2 separate regions of the Homo sapiens genome follow, and region 2 is linked to region 1. Evidence: read pairs that join two places in POLR2A ChIA-PET (ENCODE). Cell type or tissue: endothelial cell of umbilical vein. All regions are shown on one strand. Each heading gives the region's core, and the rest is flanking DNA. Links, peaks and the distances in the headings are about the cores only.

Region 1 (4,401 bases), core at 173-4,172:
TTAGTAAACATTTCTTTCCATAAATGCCCTCTTTCTGACACTTAATGATAAAACCAAAGATTGTCTTCCAACTTTTTAAAAATTAGCTATCGCCACCTGGGTGGCATAAAGTGAGGGGATATGAAACACAAATTATCCTAGAATTGAGCCTGGAAGTGAATGACTGAGAAACTTCCCTCTTGAAAGCAGAAAAACTGCTATGTGCTGTATTTCCTAAAACTTCTAGCCCTCCTGAGGAAGGTTTGTAATATCTCATTTGGGAGAATGTGAAGTTTTCAGACAAAAGACATAAAGAGGTGGACAAAATTGGTCATTACAAAATTTGGGGTAGTTTTTGACCAGTGTCTGGGTAGCAGTTCTGGGTTTTAATCGTCCAAGTCTCCTAAAAGTACAAATGCTCCTCCAGGCAAGCCATCACTAGTTTTTATTTTAAATAAAATTCTCTCTTTTTCCCCACCCTCCTCCTCTTGCAATATAGCTATTATTCTGCCAATTTCCTCCTTGTCTCTTTGTCACTCACTCTCCGTCTGCTTTCCTGCTTTTCTAATCATATCCCTCTTTTTCCATTATTTCAATTTGTATCATAATATTTAGCCATAAAATACTTTTTCACTTTTTAAGGTAATTTCATGATTGTCTTGTTCTAATTGATCTTCTTTTTCAAAATATCTGTTTGTGACTGAAAACACCTTTTGAGCATCTACTATGAGCCAGATCCTGGGCTAGGTAAGGAGATATAGTGGTAAACATATCATACATGACCCTGCTTCATGGAGCTCATAGTCTAATGGAGGTAACGTTAATTAAATAAGAACATAAATAACTATTGTAATAACTAAAAGTGTATATATGGTAAGATCAGAAATAGCCTCAAGGAGAAAGCTGAGTTTTGTGGATGTAAGTGCACATAAACCTGGTGAAGGTTTATGTGTTTCAGGCGCGAGATCACAGCATGAGGTCACAGCGTGTGTAATGGAGGTGTGAAGGGGCTTGGCATTTCAAGATAAAGAGAGAAGACCAATGTGGTGGGAACATTGCAAGCCAAGGGCAGAGTGATTTCAGGTGAGGTAGATAGGGACTAGTAAATGCAGTGCCACCACAGGCCAGGTAAATATTTTGGACTTAATCCTAAGAAAAATAGAAAAGCTATTGAAAGGTGTAAATAAGGAAAGGATATGATCAGATTTGATTATTTTAATAACAATGGGGAAATTGAAAATTCAGGGAGATGTGTACAAAAGCTATTGCTGAGCCAGGTGTTGTGGAACACAGCTGTAATCCCAGCTACTCAGGAGGCTGAGGCAGGAGGATCATGAGCCCAGAAGTTCAAGTCCAGCCTGGGCAACATGGTGAGAGCCTCATTTCTTAAAAAAAAAAAAAAAAAAAAAAAAAAAAAAGAAGGAAGGAAAAAGAGAAGAGAAGTGGATGGGATTCTTTTTTTCAATATAGCTCTTCAAGAATTTATTTATTTTTTTGTGTGTGTGTCATCTTTTTTTTTTATACTTTAAGTTTTAGGGTACATGTGCACAATGTGCCGGTTAGTTACTATGCTGTAGAAAGAACTCACAGGACTTAACAGTTCAGTCCAGGATGAGTCTGACTCTATTCTGCCTAGAGGAAATGGTGAAATGACCTTTCATGGAGCACAGGACTCTGATTCAAGACTAACTCATGATAATAAAGTATAGCATTTCATTATGGAAAGAAGCAGATGAAAGAAGGGTTAACTCCATCTTATTAAAATATAAACTCCAGCTGGGCTCAGTGGCTCACACCTGTAATCCCAGCACTTTGGGAGGCTGAGGAGGGCAGATCACCTGAGATCAGGAGGTCGAGACCAGCCTGGCCAACATGGGAAAACCTCGTCCCTACTAAAAATACAAAAATTAGCCAGGTGTGGTGGTGCATGCCTGTAATTCCAGTTATTTGGGAGGCTGAGGCAGGAGAATCGATTGAACCCAGGAGTCAGAGGTTGCAGTAAGCTGAGATTGCACTACTGCACTACACTCCAGCCTGGGCAACAGAGCAAGACTCTATCTCAAAAACAAAATAAAATATAAACTCCACAAAGGCAGGGATTTTTATTTCTTGTTTACTACTATATCTCTAGCACCTGGAATAGTGCCCAATGCATAGTAGCCATAAAATATGTATTTGTGGAATGAATGTGTAAGATCCCAAGTGCAGTACGAAAACTAAGCAGTTGCCTTGGCGAGGACTCTGATTGTAAGAAGGAAATTTAAATTAAACTCTACCCTTAGCCCCTCATATTAGCTCTCCAAAAGGACAGTGAGATGAAGCTTTGTTTTTCAAATCTGAGACGGTTAGGAATTGAAGCTGACTAGCCACTATAGACTGAATGTTTACGTCTCCCCAAAAATCATATGTTGAAACCTGACCCCCAATGTGCTTGTATTTGGAGGTGTGGCCTTCAAGAGGTGATTCATGTGGGCACAGCCCTCAAAAGTGGGATTAGTGCCCTTATATGAGACTCCAGAGAGCTCCCTGGCCACTTCCACTATATGAAGACACAGTGAGAGGACAGCCATCTATGAACCAGGAAGCAGGCCCTCACCAGACACCAAATCTGCCAGTGCCTCGATCTTGAACTTCCCTTGCAGCTCCTCAAAACTGTGAGAAATATTTGTTTTGGATAAGCCACCCAGTCTGTGGCATTTTGTGATAGCAGCTTGAGTGGACTAAGACACTAACCAAATGGTCTAGAAGAAGAGAGATGGATAAAATGATTGCTTGTCTGGGAAGTGTGGCTGAGACCAAGTGAAGGTCCTTGCAACCAAGTAGCTATGCAAGAACCCAGTACTAGAAACCACAATGAGTCTGAATGTACCTGAGTTCCTGGGCTGAATTTGTGGCTGTAATTACAAACCAGCAGGTGGTGAGGAGTTCATTATTGCTTATGTCAAACATCTATAAGATAGATCCTTTCACCAGCAAGACCTGAGAACAAAGGACTTTCTGATTACAGTCAACTTCCAGCTCTCCTTAAGTGAGTCTTCCAAGCTCAAATAGCTGAATCCACTAACAGGCCTCTGAAAGGAATCAGTTCATCTGTCATCCTGCGTGAATATATCCACAACAGAAGTTGCCAACCTACCTACCACCTGCAGGACAATTTTGGCTCACAGCCCGCTGTTGTTTATTTTTCAGCAGCTTGATTTGAGATATAATTCACATACTATACAATTCACCCTTTTAAAGTGTGCAGTTCAGTGGTTTTTAGTATATTCACTGAGTTGTGCAACCATCACTACAATTTTATAACGTTTTAATCAACTCCCTCCCCAAAAAAACCCACAACCATCCAGCCCTAGGTAACTGCTAATCTACTTTCTGTCCTTATAGATTTGCCTATTCTGGCATTTCTTATAAATGGAGTCATACACTATGTGGTTTTTTGTGACTGGCTTCTTTCACTTAGCATAATGTTTTCAAGACTCATCCATGTTCTAGCACATGAATGCTTCATTCTTTTTTGTTTTGTTTTGTATTGTGGTTTTTTTATTTCAGTAGGTTTTTGGGGAACAGGTCGTATTTGGTTATACAGGGATAAGTTCTTCAGTGGTGATTTCAGAGATTTTAGTGCACTCATCACTCAAGCAGTGTACATCGTACCCAATATGCAGTCTTTCATTCCTCACCCCACCTCCCATGCTTCTCCCAGAGTCTCCATAGTTCATTGTATTATTATTATTATTATTATTATTGAGACAGAATTTCACTCTTGTTGCCCAGTCTGGAGTGCAGTGGTGCGATCTCGGCTCACTGCAACCTCTGCCTCCCGGGTTCAAGCGATTCTTCTGCCTCAGCCTCCTGAGTAGCTGGGATTATAGGCACCCGCCACTATGCCCGGCTAATTTTTGTATTTTTAGTAGAGACGGGGTTTTGCCATGTTGGCCAGGCTGGTCTTGAACTCCTGACCTCAGGTGATTCACCTGCCTCAGCCTCACAAAGTACAGGGATTACAGTCTTGAACCACTGCACCCAGCCCATTGTATCATTCTTATGCCTTTGCATCCCCATAGTTTAGCTCCCACTTATAAGCAAGAACATATGATATTTGGTTTTCCATTCCTGAGTTACTTCACTTAGAATAATGGCCTCCAACTCCATCCAGGTTGCAAATGCCATTCTTTCATTTATTTTTATGGCTGAGTAGTATTCCATTTTATATATATATATATATCACATTTTATCCACTCATTGATTGATGGACATTTGGTCTGGTCCCATATTTTTGCAGTTATGAATTGTGCTGCTATAAACATGTGTGTGCAAGTGTCTTTCATATAATGACTTCTTTTCCTCTGGCTAGATACCCAGTAGTGGGACTGCTGGATCAAATGGTAGTTCTACTTTTAGTTCTTTAGGGAATCTCCACTG
Region 2 (4,401 bases), core at 306-4,305, 420 kb before region 1:
ATAACCACCAGTTATACCCACGTACTACATCAAGAGCGTTGGTGAACCTCTGGAACTTGCTGGCTTCAGGTGAGACTCAGCATATTACCAGCTGTGGTAACTACAGGGAAAAACTCCTTCTGCTTGAGAAAAGCAGAGGAAAACATGAAGGCGACTTTGTCTTGCACCTTAGGTAACAGCACAGCCACAGCTGGGTAGAGCACCCAGTTGGCTCATGAGGTCCCCAATTCTAGGACTTGACCCTTGGTGGGCATTTCTGGACCTGCCCTGGGCCAAGAGGAGAACACCCCCATGAAGGGTGAGTCCCAGGCCAGGGACCATCCAAAAAAAAAAGCTGACTTAAGAGCCCTTGAGCCTTAAGGGAACATTTGCAGTAGTCTGGCCCAGACAGTGAACCTCTGGGATTTGCTGGCTTCAGGTGAGACAATAAACACTTAACTCTTCAATGCCCACACACAAGCAAACATCCTTAAGTATCAACACACTCTAGGAAAATGTGACTTCACCAAATAAACTAAATAAAGCAGTGGGAACCAATTCTGGAAAAACAGAGATACGTGAATGTTCAGATGAAAAATTCAAAATAGCTGTGTTGAAGACACTCAAAGAAATTCAAGATAACACAGAGAAGGAATTCAGAATTCAATTCTATAAGAAAAAATTTAACAAAGAGATTGAAATAAGAAGAATCAAGCAGAAATTCTCCAGCTGAAAAATGCAATTGGCATACTGAAGAATACATTAGAGGCCTTTAATAGCAGAATGAATCACGCAGAAGAAAGAATTAGTGAGCATGAGAACAGCTATTTGAAAATACACAGTCAGAAGAGACAAAAGAAAAAAATAATAAAAAACAATGAAGCATCCCTAAAGGATCTAGAAAATAGCCTCAAAAGGGAAAATCTAAGAGTTATTGGCCTTAAAAAGGAGGTAGAGAGACAGGGGTAGAAAGTTTATTCAAAGCGATAATAACAGAGAACTTCCCAAACATAGAGAAAGATATAAATATCCAAGTACAAGAAGATTACAGAACACTAAGGTGATTTAACCCAAAGATAACTACCTTAAGGCATTTAATAATCAAACTCCCACAGGTCAAGGATAAAGAAAGGATCCTAAAAGCAGCAAGAGAAAAGAAACAAATAACATACAATGGAGCTCTAATATATCTGGCAGCAGACTTTTCAGTGAAAATCTTACAGGCCAAGGGAGAGTGGCATGACATATTTAAAATGCTGAATAAAAAAAATACTTTTACCCTAGAATAGTATATCCAGTCCAAACATCCTTCAAATATGGAGGATAAATAAAGACTTTCCCAGACAAACAAAAACTGAGGGATTTCATCAATACCAGACCTGTCCTACAAGAAATGCTAAAGAGAGTTCTTCAATTTGAAAGAAAAGGTACAAAACTCACTGGTAATAAATAAGTACATGGAGAAACACAGACTATGATAACACTGTAACTGTGGTATGTAAACTACTCTTGTCATAAGCAGAAAGATTAAATGATGAATCAATCAAAAATAATAACTATGACAACTTTTTAAGACATGAACAGTACAATAAGATATAAATAGAAACAACAAAAAATTAAAAAGGGGGGATGAAGTTAGAGTGTAAACTTTTTATTAGGTTTCTTTTTGCTTGTTTGTTTATACAAACAGTGATAAGTTTTTATCAGCTTAAAATAATGGGTTATAAGATAGCGTTTGCAAGCCGCATGGTAATCTCAAATGAAAAAAACATGCCATGAATACACAAAAAACAAAAAGCAAGGAACTAAATCATATCACCAGAGAAAATAATATTTACTAAGGGAAAACAGGAAGAAAAGAAAGAAAGAAGACCACAAAACAGCCAGAAAACAATTAACAAAATTGCAAAAGTAAGTTCTTACTTATCAATAATAACATTGAATGTAAATTCTTCAATGGACTAACCTCTCCAATCAAAAGACATAGAGTAGCTAAATGGATAAAAAAATAAGACCCACTGATCTGTTGCTTACAAGAAAGACACTTCACCTACAAAGACACACATAGACTGAAAATAAAGGGATAGAAAGATACTCCCTGCCAATAAAAACCAAAAAAGAGCAGGAGTAGCTATACTTAGACAAAATCGATTTCAAGACAAATCTAAAGAAGAGACAAAGAAGGTCACTATGTAAGGATAAAGGGGTCAGTTCAGCAAGAGGATATAACAATTTTAAATGTATATGTGCCCAACACTGGAGCACTCAGATATATAAAGTAAATATTATTAGAGCTAAAGAGAGAGATAGTTCCCAATATGATACTACCTGAAGACTTCAACACCCCACTTTCAGCACTGGACAGATCTTCCAGATAGAAAATTAATGAATTGGACCTAATCTGCATTATAAAACAAACGGATCTAATAGATATTTATGGAACATTTCATCCAATGGCTGCAGAACACACATTATTTTCCTCAGCACATAGATTATTCTCAAGAATAGACCATCTATTAGGTCACAAAATAAGTCTTAAAACATTAAAAAAAAAAAAAAAAAAACTGGGCCGGGTGCAGTGGCTCATGCCTGTAACCCAACACTTTGGGAGGCCGAGGCAGGCAGATCACAAGGTCAGGAGTTTGAGACCAGCCTGGCCAACATAGTGAAACCCCATCTCTACTAAAAATGCAAAAACTAGCCAGGCATGGTGGAACACACCTGTAGTCCCCGCTACTCGGGAGGCTGAGGCAAGGGAGTCACTCGAACCCAGGAGGCAGAGGTTGCAATGAGTTGAGATCACGCCACTGCACTCCAGCCCGGGTGACAGAGGGAGACTCAGTCTAAAAAAAACCCTGAAATAATATCAAGCATTTTCTCTGACCACAATGAAACAAAACTAGAAATTAATAACAAGAGGAATTTTGGAAACTATGCAAACATATGGAAATTAAACAATATACTCCTGAACGACCAGTGGATCAATGAAGTAATTAAAAAGGAAATTGAAATATTTATTGAATCAAATGATAATGGAAACACAACATACCAAAACCTATGGGATACAGCAAAAGCAGTACTAAGAGGGAATTTTATAGCTACAAGTGCCTACATCAGAAAAAAAGAAAAACTGGCCGGGCGTGGTGGCTCACGCCTGTAATCCCAGCACTTTGGGAGGGCTAGGCGGACAGATTACCTGAGGTCAGGAGTTCCATACCAGCCTGGCCAACATGGTGAAACCCCGTTTCTACTGAAAATACAAAAATTAGCCCCTTCTCCCGGCAGTTAGTGCTCAGAGTGCGGAGTGTGTGCTCCAGGCTCGGAACATACATTTATTATTAAAAAAAAATCTAAAAAAATATTTTAAAAACTTTCCCACAATTTACAAAAAATCCGCCTCTCCCCTGCCATAGACTTTTATTTTTTTCTTCTTCTTCTTTTATAAAGTAACCCCGTGAAGCAGCCGAGGCCGACTCGCCCGCCCGCAGCAGCTCCAAAAAGGAACCAAGAGACCGAGGCCTTCCCGCTGTCCGGACTGACACCTCCACCTTCGCCCGCAGCCAGCGGCAGCGGATCAACACCATTCTGGGGCGGTGAAGTAGTTTTCGATTCCGGGTGATTTTTGTCCCTCTGCGCTTGCGCTTGCGCTTGCCCCCGCTCACCTTCCCCCAGCTCCGGCCCCTAGCCCCAGCATTCGCTCTCCTCCTCTCACGGAAAGGTCGCGGCCTGTGGCCCTGCGAGCAGCAGTGCCGAGATGAACCCCAGTGCCCCCAGCTACGTCCTCGCTGTACGTGGGGGACCTCCATCCCGACGTGACCGAGGCGATGCTCTACAAGAAGTTCAGCGCGGCCGGGCTCATCCTCTCCATCCGGGTCTGCAGGGACATGATCACCCACGGCTCCTTGGGCTACGCGTATGTGAACTTCCAGTAGCCCGCGGACGCGGAGCATGCTGTGAACACTATGAATTTTGATGTTATAAAGGGCAAGCCAGTACGCATCGTGTAGTCTCAGCGTGATCCATCACTTCGCAAAAGTGGAGTGGGCTACATATTCATTAAAAATCTGGACAAATCCATTGATAATAAAGCACTGTATGATACATTTTTCTGCTTTTGGTAACATCCTTTCATGTAAGGTGGGCTGTGATGAAAATGATTCCAAGGGCTATGGATCTGTACACTTTGAGACACAGGAAGCAGCTGAAAGAGCTATGGAAAAAATGAATGGAATGCTCCTAAATGATCGCAAAGTATTTGTTGGACGATTTATGTCTCATAAAGAACGAGAAGCTGAACTTGGAGCTACGTGAAAGAGTTCACCAATGTTTACATCAAGAATTTCGGAGAAGACATGGATGATGAGCGCCTTAAGAATCTCTTTGGCAAGTTTGGGCCTGCCTTAAATGTGAAAGTAATGACTG

Evidence for each region. Peaks named below come from ENCODE experiments on the same cell type or tissue, not always from the same donor. Only the 100,000 strongest peaks of a DNase experiment are listed, where the experiment ranks them.
Region 2: POLR2A ChIA-PET joins it to region 1 with 5 read pairs; 5 of 35 experiments call an interaction of 5 or more read pairs at or near these places.

Annotation. Positions count from the first base shown.
Region 1 is chr12:64,243,024-64,247,424 of GRCh38, forward strand. No RefSeq gene overlaps it. Among named protein-coding and RNA genes, the nearest start is that of KICS2, 23 kb to the left of the region's middle. In endothelial cell of umbilical vein, for the core only: no CTCF peak of the experiment used is centred there; no DNase peak of the experiment used is centred there.
Region 2 is chr12:63,818,288-63,822,688 of GRCh38, forward strand. RXYLT1-AS1 (RXYLT1 antisense RNA 1) reads right to left here and starts at 3,869. Exons shown (of 4, transcript NR_126167.1): 1 at 3,642-3,869. It also overlaps the pseudogene PABPC1P4. In endothelial cell of umbilical vein, for the core only: no CTCF peak of the experiment used is centred there; no DNase peak of the experiment used is centred there; H3K4me3 peaks cover 587 bases.